Regions from separate parts of the Mus musculus genome. Here region 2 is linked to region 1. Evidence: chromatin loops called from intact Hi-C (ENCODE). Cell type or tissue: heart. All regions are shown on one strand. Each heading gives the region's core, and the rest is flanking DNA. Links, peaks and the distances in the headings are about the cores only.

The links. Hi-C counts contacts between places; a loop is a spot of excess contacts. Peaks named below come from ENCODE experiments on the same cell type or tissue, not always from the same donor. Only the 100,000 strongest peaks of a DNase experiment are listed, where the experiment ranks them.
Region 2: a loop joins it to region 1, with 2.7 times the contacts of the local background. A loop is called at or near these places in 6 of 42 quality-filtered maps.

Annotation. Positions count from the first base shown.
Region 1 is chr14:62,489,995-62,495,368 of GRCm38, reverse strand. No RefSeq gene overlaps it. Among named protein-coding and RNA genes, the nearest start is that of Gm4131, 12 kb to the right of the region's middle. In heart, for the core only: a CTCF peak has its summit at 2,703 (motif pointing left); a DNase peak (open chromatin) is centred at 2,698.
Region 2 is chr14:62,833,447-62,838,820 of GRCm38, reverse strand. Wdfy2 (WD repeat and FYVE domain containing 2) reads right to left here and starts at 1,131. Exons shown (of 12, transcript NM_175546.4): 1 at 764-1,131. The coding sequence starts at 900. Gm26536 (predicted gene, 26536) reads left to right here and starts at 290. Exons shown (of 2, transcript NR_168886.1): 1 at 290-696; 2 at 801-1,920. Mir8098 (microRNA 8098) reads right to left here and starts at 1,100; the gene lies at 964-1,100. In heart, for the core only: CTCF peaks have their summits at 1,316, 1,531 and 2,883 (motif pointing right); DNase peaks (open chromatin) are centred at 350 and 1,350; H3K4me3 peaks cover 2,159 bases; H3K27ac peaks cover 1,857 bases.

The DNA of each region.
Region 1 (5,374 bases), core at 200-5,199:
TGGGAATGAGCTTGGTTTGTCTTTACTATAAGATGGCTTTTAAGCCTAATATAGAAGCAAGATGGCTTATCAGACCAAGGGTAAACAATCTAAGAAATCCTGGCTAATGGGTTGTCACTCCTACCAATGACCCATCATTAAATGGATTTTAATCTTATTCTTACAGGTAGTCTGACAGGTTATTAGTAATGTGTGAAATCCCTTTTAGGGGGAAAAGTTCTCCCTTTGGCTGGCACTTCATCCTTCTCCCCCATGAGATTTCTGGGGAAATTCCCTCTTCTTTGGGGCCCATTGATCCAACGTCTGGTAGCCAGATGAGAGACAGTGTCTGAGAACAGCCCCCAAAGGCTCGTATGTCTGAATAACTTTGGCTTCCAGTTGGTGGAGCTATTGGGGAAGGATTAGAAGGTGTGGCCTTGTTGCAGGATGTGTGTCATTGGGTGCAGGCTTTTAGGTTTCAAAAGCCACTCCCACTTCCCTGTCTGCCTCTGCTTTCTGGGGTCTCAGCTCTCAACTGTTCCTGTGCCTTCATTCCACCACCACAGCCTTCTGGAACCATAGGCTCAATAAAACACTTTCCTTAATATGTTGTCTTGGACATGATGTTCTATCACAGCAAGAGAAATGTAACTAGTACTTGTCTCTTTAAAATATAAAATGTCTCTCCATTTCTGGCAGCATGGTTACAATTAGGCTCTGAGGGAAGTGACCAGATTCATGAAAATGAGGGTTTTAATAAGCTCATGGTGGGTACCAGGCCCTGGGGTTCTCTGCTGGGGTTTTGGTGGTGTCAATAGGGTTGGAGTATAATGGACAGATCATTTCTGAAGCTTTGCATTCTCATGGAAGATTCTAGCAGAGAGAGGGCTCAAGAAGGCCCTCCCAGAATTCCTGAGGTCACATCATGAGCCTTAAGTCTGGGCTGTATGAACCATCCATATTTGGCATATAAAGATTCCTCCTACTCTCATCTCTGAACACTGTTAAAGCTCCCCAGGAATAAGGACTAGGTAGTGGTACTCTATTAGTGATAATGATACCACTGATTGCAGACCTCAAAATCGCTCCACATCTAAGGCCTGTGAGGAGACTGTTGAGAAGGAAATGTCCTGATTCGTTCAAGGTTACACAGCTAGCTGCTGAGGAAAATACTTAGGTTGGAAGCGTCACTCACTTCCAAATTCGACTGGGTTCTGCTGGTACCCCATCCTCACTTGAACTAGCGCTGAGATCTTAGACAGTTCCCTACCATTTTGGCTCTTTGTTCCCTCCTGGGTAAAATAATCAGGCCGGACAAGAAGAATACAAGGAATTAGTGAATGCCTGGCACCGTGCAGGCGTTTTACATGTGACATTGTGATACTTATGATTCGTACACATAAGGAAGCAGGAGCGTATGAAAGTCAATCAACAAACAGGCTCCCCAGCTCCCCACACACACCAGTTACAATCAGCCCCAATCCAGATGGGAGGCTCCAAACAAGACACACAGCCTTTCTGTGAGTCAGCTTCCTTCCCATAGCTTCTTGCTACTGCCAGGCATGAATGGGTTAATAAGTGACTCACACCAGTGCTAGTTACTTCCTGACATCACACCTTCCAGACATGACATCATAACTTCTTTGCAGGCCTGTCCCACTTCCAATCCCAAGCAGCGTTAAACGTTGATCAGACATCTGTTCAGTACTGAAGTTTCCATTTATCAAACTAATCGGGCCTGGCACAGGCCTTTGTCAGTCAAATAGAGCTAGAAATGACTTCCTCCATTCCTGGGCAGAAGTCCCTGCTTTGGACCTGTTGGCAGGCTCGCTCTGTGCACAGCACCTTCTATTTTCGAGCATTGTTCTCCCAAAACAGCACCACAGAACTCTTGGTGCAGAAATGTTAACATATGGATGGAGAAATAATGATTTTTAAATTTGTATCTCAATTCTAGAATACTTCAACACCAAGGAAAAAAATTATAATATACTCTTTTGAATCCTTTTATCATCCCAGCTCATCGAAATAGTTTGGGAAGCTAGGGAAAAGCTTAGCATCTGGGGGAACTTGCATGCAACCCTGGGGACCCAAATTCAAAGCCACAGCAGGCAAGATGTCAGGAACTGGGAACTGGCTGGTCAGCCAGCAAAGTCAAAATAGCAAGCTTTAAGTTCAGTAAGAACTCTTGTCTCAAGAGAACAAGGTGGAGAGCAATAGAAGAAAGAATTGTTTGTCCTTCTGTGCCTCATGTATGCACCCAAATGCAAATACCTGTGTACACAACATATACTCCCCAACACACACAACATGAAAACTAGAATTTTATCTGGATGTAATCATTTTTAATGTTATTATTAATAGTAACGACACTTTTTAAGCCAATTAGGTGGTGTCAGCAGGATCAGAGGGAAATGCTTATCTTATTAAGTGTTAAGACAAATATCCTTCAGGCCATTTCATGTAAGACGCTCAAGGCCCACAATTCCTCATTAAAGGGAGACTATAGAAGTGGCACAGTCTCTGTTCTACGGCAGGTGTTTATTAAACGATTCACAACATTTAGATGAGAACGGCAATCTTGTAGGTCCACGCATCCATGCAGAGGTATTTGGGCACGGACATGAAACTAGAATCCATTAATTCAAGCAAGTTTCCTTGCCGTAAGCCGCGCACAGCATCCCCTTGAGGACAGTGGCTGCATTGTTCCTGCTGTCTACTCAGTTCCAGAGCAAAGGTGAGCGTGGGAGAGCTGCCCTCTGGTGACAGACAGGAAACACACATGCAGTATTAAAGGATATCAGCGGCCACTAGGCAAAAGCTCAGTTCTTGTGGTTTTACTGCTTTAACTACATACGAAGAGGACAGACAGATGGAACCAGGAAACTCCCAAGCGAGTCCAGGACCGCGACGAGCAGAGACTATCCCACAGTGAATATTTGTTGGTTGATAGCGGATAAGCCTGAGAACTGTATAGACCTGTACAGACACAGGGTATGACTGGATGCTGGCAGCTAGCGGAGGTGACCAGAGCAGTTATGCATGAGCAGTGGGAATCCTGCTGAGCCTTGACATTTTTCAATATTCTCTTCCCATAACTCCTTAATTCCCCCAGCACTGTAAATGAGCTGTGAGGCTTCTCCCCCTCAGCTCTCTGAGTTATTGTATTGAACTGGCCAGCCATTCTCTGCTTAAAGGCAGTAGAAGGGTTTAAGTATTGAAATATATATGCTTAGCAGGTGCGATCCATGCTGCAGGAAACATACCTCAGCCAGGCGTTTGTACTTAAATGAAGCAGCGGTTTGATGGTTTCCCTAGGCCCCTCGAGAGCAAATAAAGAGCAAGTCTTTCTGTAAGAGGCACCCCGGGAGCTGGGGACTTAAGAGGGAGGCGACATAATTACATGTCGGGGTTACACAGGTGCCTGGCATGTTTGCCAGTCTTGTGATCTTGAGAGACTTGTTGCTTCTGGGCACACCCGTTCCTTACTTGTCATTAATGAGATGGGCACTAGTACCCATGGAGAGATGGTCACTGGTGGGCAGGCTTGTGGCAGACACTCTGAGCATTGGAACAGTCTCCCCAGGTCCCTTTCCCAGGCAAAACTCAGGAGGAAAGTGAGCAGTGTTTACGTGGGTTTTCACTGCATGTTTCTTTGGAGACCTACTAAATGGAAAAGTCATATTGAACCCCTGGAAAGATAAAGGACAACCCCAGATGAAAGCCAGGTGGTTTATTTTGAGGGCACAGAGTCACACCGTAGGAGTTAGGAATCATAGAAATGAGAAGTGTTAGAAAGTTAAAAAAGCAAACGAACAAACAAAAAAACAGAACAAAACAAAAAAACAAACAAACACAAACCTCCCAAAACCTAGATCAAACTGAAGCCCTAACTGGTTCTTGAAGCTCTGTGGGGGACTGTTTCAATTCTCAGGAGACATGAGGAAATGTCTCACCAACCCTGGTGAGTGCCAAGAAGTCAGAAGAGCTCTGAGAATGTCTGCCGTAGTTGTCATAACACCACCAATGACAACCACCTCTCCTCACATCCTGTTTCCAATGCTCGGGCACGTTCTCATTCCAAAACCAGACTCAAACCATGCAAGGCAGCAGGGCCGTGTGGTCAAGGGAGTTCTGGGATAGACTGGATGGTGGGGGACACAGCCTGTGGGCCAGCTGAACATTCACATGGCCAACTGTTCACTCGGCCCACAAGTTTGGAGTACTTTCTTTGTGTCAGGGTGTCCAGAAAAGGCCAGAGAGAACTGGTTAGCCAAGGAGACACGGCCATATGCAGAACAGACCCCTTTCTAAGGCTTGCTGTCTTTCTCTCTTTCCTCCGTAAATAAGCTTTCCTGTGGGGTTGGCGTCACATGAGGTTAAGTGATCAGAATAAAGACCCACGAGGTGCCAGGACCTTGCATCTGCTGGTGATTTATGAAGAAGCGATTAGGAAGCACAAGAGCGAAAGTTTTCAACGAATCTAGGGAGATGCTATGCTACCTGCTTGCTTTGCCAATCTACCTACCTCAGTGTGTATGAATTAAAGATGATACTTTTTTTGTTTTCTAGCTTGGCATGATGGCTCACATTTGTAATCCTAACACTTAGGAAGTGGAAGCAGGATCAAGAGTTCAAGGCCAGCTTGGGCTACATGAGACTTTGGTGTCATCTGTTATTCTACAGCATCGTTTTAACAACTCTTCCATGTTCCATTGTTTAAACGTTGTTCATTTAGCTAATTCTGGTCTGAAAGAACTCTGTGGCCATGACTGTTTTTAGGCAGGAGGTTTAGGAGTAGAAATGGTAGGTCAAAGCCATGGCATAAATTTGGGGATCTTAATAGATGTTTCCAAACTATGTTCACAATTATTCCAATATATTCTATATCTCACAGTGCGTGGGCATGGCTGTGCCTCACCCCCCACTCTTCTTACCTTCACAACATGGAGTCTGATTTTTCTCAAGGTCATGTCCAACCACATCTAAAATTATCTTATTTTTATTTAAATGTCTTCCACAATGTGGAAGCATTCTACAGCTTCCTTGGTAAGTCTGTGGCCTCTGGGCCCTAGACCTGCCTACTTGAATCCCCAGGACAGTTTTTGGCCTTTCTAACAAATAAAAGAAGACAAACATTCCCCTGTGGGTGGAGCTGGTTCTAGTGTGGCACACCTGTCCATTTCTTGTAGCTCTGGATTCAGAGCTGAGCTTTGTCACATGGTGGGAGTGGATGCCAGGCTCGCATGCCTACCATTGTCTGTTCCAATGCCCCACTCTCTTGACAGCCTTGTATCTGGTGATTTCTCATGAAGGAACAACTTCTGAAACTTTCTTGATAGTGATAATCCTTCAGGATGCTTCTAAGAGGAATATTTCACATGTTGTAGTTTCT
Region 2 (5,374 bases), core at 70-5,069, 340 kb before region 1:
CTAACTGCCTGTCTGAAGCTAAGAACCCAGACAGTTACATACCTCTGCCACGCTACAACTGATTTTAAAATGCTTGTAGATATTACCCAAATAGTAATTTCAGATATCTTACCCTATCCCCTATATTCAAGCGGCATTCCTCTGGAAATCAAAAACACAGCGCAAAAGGGGAATCCTGAAGGCAGAACCAGAGCTACTTCTGCTAATTAAGCAATCTTGGAAAGGAAGTAGGCAAAGGGAAGGAACTCAAGCAGTTGTCTGCAAAAGTGATCCCTTGCAACTTCCAGTCACTTCCCCTTGAGCTCCAAGACATAAACTTTTAGGAAAGGAAGGCGCCACACGCAGAAGCCCAAAGTTACTCTCTTCACAATTTAATAAGTCCTTGGGTTCGGTGAAAGATGTCCTGGAGATACACAGATTCGGTGAACCGTATAGAAGAAAGAAAATACGTTCCCTTTCTCGTTTGGGTAACCAAACAATGGACCAACTAGCAGCGCCTCCAAATCATCCCGGTGCATGGAGGGTCCTTTAAGCTAAAACACCTGCAAAGCTGGGCGGCTTCTCCCTCTGCCCTTCCCATCCCCAAAACTGGACCAGGTCTGGTGTCTCCTGCACTGTTAACCCAAGGGCCACTCGGACTCCGCCAGGGACCAGTTGCTGAGGCCAAGGCCACCGCGCTGGGAACTGAACCAGTAGGTGCGGTCTACCCTCCCACCAAGCCAGGGCCGGACCTCCGCGCGGCACGGGGACAAGCAGTCAGTACCTGTCCTCCGAGACGCTGATGACACCCTCTTCTTTAGGTACAATCACCGCCATGTTGACCACCTCCTGCGACCCCTCGACCCGCTGCAGCAGGATCGGCTTGCGGGTCAGTGGCTGGGGCTGGATCTCCGCCGCCATCGGAGGGGGCGCGCCCGGGGAGCAGCCGAACGCGCCGGGGGACTTGGCTGAAGAGAACGCTCAGGCTTGCGCTCAGGATCGGGCTGCGAAGCGGAGCGGGCCTTTGGGAGCCAGCGACCATAGCCCTGCCGCCTGTCCAGGGAATGTGCCCGCTCTGGCTTCCAAAACCAACACCGCCGCCACACTAGCCGCAAGCCGGCGCCACCTAAGAGAGTAGGGGGCGGGGAGCAGGGGGCGGGGCGGGGCGGGGCCCTGTCGCAAGGCGGCCAACCCACTTCCGGAGGATGGGCACTAGCAGCCAATGCGCGTGCGTCAGTCCAGGAGCCACTTCCGCCCCGCCGCCCGTAAGTAACCGAGGCCCGCAGTGCTGTCAGGACGCATGCGCCCCGCAGTCCTTTACTTTCCCTTCCACACCCAAAGCTTTGTCCCCTCCCTCATAAAAAAAAAAATCTGTGAATGCGCGTGCCCAGAGCCCCACCCTCTCCAGACTCTGGGGGCGGGGAAAAGCCTACGTCAGCCGCACCGGAAAAGCGCCTGCAGGAAGGATAGAGGCTAAACTAGTTGGGACGTGAGTGTGCATGCGCGCAGATGACTCACCGCTAAGTTTTAACAATAACACACCGGAGAGGGCGCTGTGCTGTCGGCCGTAGAGAAACGGCTCTTGCCAGCACCGCGTGGACTCTTGGGGGTTGTAGTTTCCTCCATCCTCGACGTCCTTGTTCTAGAAAGCAGTAACGCCCACTTCTCAGCCCAGGAGAGATGTGGGCAAACGAAACTCTGCGCCTTCTGTGGGTTATTGCCCAAGTCAGAGGCAGAAATAGTGTAGTATCTAAGAGGGAGAACTAAAGAGCAAGCCCTGCTGAGCAAGACTTCTCTCGGGGTCACACTGCCACCGGTTTTAGTGAGATATGAGGGTAGAGGAAGAAGAGACTCTCATACAAGCTTCTTTGAGGGAGTTTAGAGATCATGGTATCAATCTTCTCTTTGTATTATGAATAAAGGACTCACACTTGAACCTAAGTCTTTTTGTCCAGTCTTGTTTCCAATCCCTAGCAATTGAACATTTTTGCTTTTCCAGTGACAACGGACAGTTAATAAATACAATCACAATATAATATAGAATGACTGTAATAAGGAGAATAAAATGTTGACTGGGCTATGGGGAAATTGGAACTCCTTTACAATTCAGGTGGGGATGTAAAACAGTCTCTTTTGGGGGGGGGGGAATGTAGTATTGCTTCAAAGGATAAACATTGCTACTGTCAGGTCCAAAAGAAACGGTGGGGTACTAGATATCTGTGATTTCCATTAGCATAGCAAAGCAAGGCGAACCTTGAAAGCAAAATGCTAAATGAAAGGAACTAATCATAGAGGACCGTTTATTTTATGATTCCACTTACGTGAAATAATCAGACTAGTGTTTGTACAGAATTGAGAGAGAAAGGAATAAAGCAGTCAGAAGGCTGTCTTCCGTTCATGTATGTCTGTTCGCCAGGTGTGTGCCTGGATCCCTGGAACTGGAGTTATGGAAAGTTGTGAGCTCTAAGTGGGTGCTGTGAGTCAAATGTAGTTCTGGAAGAGTGTCCAGTTCTCTTAACTGCTAAGTCATCTCTACAGGCCCAAGAGAACTATTTTTTCTTTATTTTATAGTGTGTTTGTGTTTGTGTGTGTGTGTGTGTGTGTGTGTGTGTGTGTGTGTGTGTGTGCCTGAGTGCCAATATGTGTACCGCATGTGTGCGGGAGCCCAGCAAGGTCAGAAGAAGTGGACCCCCTGAAACTGTATTTACAACCTATTGTGAGCTACAATATGGGTGCTTGGATTTAAACCCAGGTCCTCTAACAAGTAATCTTAGTTGCTAAACCATCTTTTATAACCTACTACCAAGGCTATTTTTTTTTAAATAAACGTCTTTTTCTTTTAAAGATTTATTTACTTATTATATGTAAGTACACTGTAGCTATCTTCAGACAGACCAGAAGAGGGCATCCGATCTCACCACAGATAATTGTGAGCCACCATGTGGTTTCTGGGATTTGAACTCAGGACCTTCAGAAGAGCAGTCAGTGCTCTTAACCGCTGAGCCATCTCTCCAGCCCCCAAGGCTATTTTTAATAACTGGATTAAAATGACTTCTTTTAGATCAACTTCTCAGTCTTTGATGGCCAATTATGAAAGGGTGTCTGTCAGACAAAGAAAGCCAGGGTCACAGGAGACTCCACAAACCATTTTAGTAACAAACAGTATGTATTTTTTTTCTGGCACATTCCACAAGCAAAACTGGTAATAAAAGACTGGGTGGGCCGGGCAGTGGTGGCACACACCTTTGATCCCAGCACTTGGGAGGCAGAGGCAGGCGGATTTCTGAGTTCAAGACCAGCCTGGTCTACAGAGTGAGTTCCAGGACAGGGCTACACAAAGAAACTCTGTCTCGAACCCCCTCCCCCCCCCCAAAAAAAAAGACTGGGTGGGGACCTGGGGCCTCGGAGTCATCTGATGAAATGATGAAATACCCAGAAATTCAGCTGCATACAGCATTCTGAGACCCACAGAGGTAGTGGGTCAGTCATAAATAGAAGTTAAGTAATGGCTAGCTGTACACCAACCTAAATTCAAGAAGGAATTTAGGAGCAAGGGCCAAATCTGTGGCAACTGAGGAAAGATACAAAGGGCTGTGGAGGTAAAGGAATTGGTGTTTCACACCAAAGGAATGAGATGGTGCGTGAGGACTTCACAAGGTGCCCTGAAGCAAATTGCTGAAACTGCTTAAGCCCTGTCTTCTCCACCTCTAAGTTATGGGCGGATGATCCTAGTTATAAAATAGTTATAAAAGGAGGAGGAAGAGATGAAGATGTTTTAGAGGAATGTCCCTGTATCTAGTAAAGAACCGTTACACAGAATGAGAGAAAGACAGAAGGAATTGGAAGAAATTAAAGAAAAGAGGGTGGAGGCAACACCTTTCTCTCAAGGCAAAGGAGAGAAATGGATTACTAGTGTGGGGCTTGGGTCAGGCATCAGGGCAGACCACCCTGCTGTGAAAGCCTCAGCTTTTCAAACATCACAAGGCTGGGGATAAGAAATTAAAGGTAACCGTGCCTTTCATTTTGTAAGTCAGCTTAGGATTCAGTTTGAGACTTGAGTTTTCTTACCAGTTCAATTATATATTGCTTACTCGAAGACTTGCTTTCAAACTCTCTACAGTATATGAGCACCATGAGAAAGCATGCTTCTACAGAAGAATACCTTGCATTTCAGTCAAGAACACTAGAAAAACATGCATTCTAAGCCCTGGCCTGTGGCAGTGGATCTTTGTGAGTTCAAAGCCAGCCTGCTCTACAGAGTGATTTATAGGACAGCCAAGGCTATGCAGGGAAACCCTTTTCAAAAAGAAAAAGAAAAAAAAAGGAAGGAAGGAAAAGAAAAGAAAGATGCCTTCTGCCTTTCCCACTCCTTTGAGCAGCTGTGTGAGCTCCCTGAGTAGGAAGGTTTGGTGGAGATTGGAGCAATGTCGCTCCATAGCAGAGTCCTAGCCTAGCATACTGGAAGCCGTGGACTTAACACCTAGTACAGCAACAAACAAAGAAATGGAAACCCGAAGGTCTGATGGGTCTGGAACCTAACTCCTCCAGAATGCCTGGGAATTTCCGAAAATGTAAATTCCTAGACCCTCTCCTTTAAATACTGACTCTGCTTTTTTCGGAGGATGGCTTGAATACTGTAGAGCATGTTTTCAAGTGTTTGTAATGTAGGGAGCGCACCAAGAGTCCAATTTAGAATACTCAATAAAGAGTTCACAGCAAGACTGAAGGCAGTGGGAGGCAGGGCCTCCAGCAGGAGGAGTGACTCTCTTCTTTTTTTTCTCCCTCGGGGAAGGACCATCTCGGCTGCTGGATTTTCCACTGTTAATGCATGCTTGTGTTAGACCAGTATCTTTGTTTATCCTGCACTCCGTTGTTCTGAGACCTGCCATGAAGGTGTTTTCTGTTTTGTTTGCGGGGGGGGGGGGGGGGGGGGATCTTATTGTTTGGGTTTGTTTAGTTTGTTTTACCTTTATTCAATCTCTCTCTCTCTCTCTCTTTCTGTGTGTATGTGAGAGAGTGAGTGAGATAAGTGTGTGGGCAGAGAAGAGTGTCAGATCCTGTGGCTGGCGCTGGATGCACAGGAGGCTGGAGCCATGTGAGTCCTCAGACAGAGCAGTAGACAATCTTCTCCAGCTCCCACTTGGTTGTTGATGTTGAGACCATGTTTCATTACATAGGCCAAGCTGGCCTTGGGCCTCCTGTTTCTTCTTCTCGAGTACTGGGATTACAGGTGCATGCCTCAATGCCTGACTAAACACAATAAGCACAAGGTTCTATACTTTTGTTTTGTTGCTTTCTGCCAGGTTTTGCCAGGCTTTCTCTTGAGCTTCTCCATTTCTCCTGCTCTAACCAAACAATATATATATAAGTAAGGCTCTATATGTACAGAGGAATG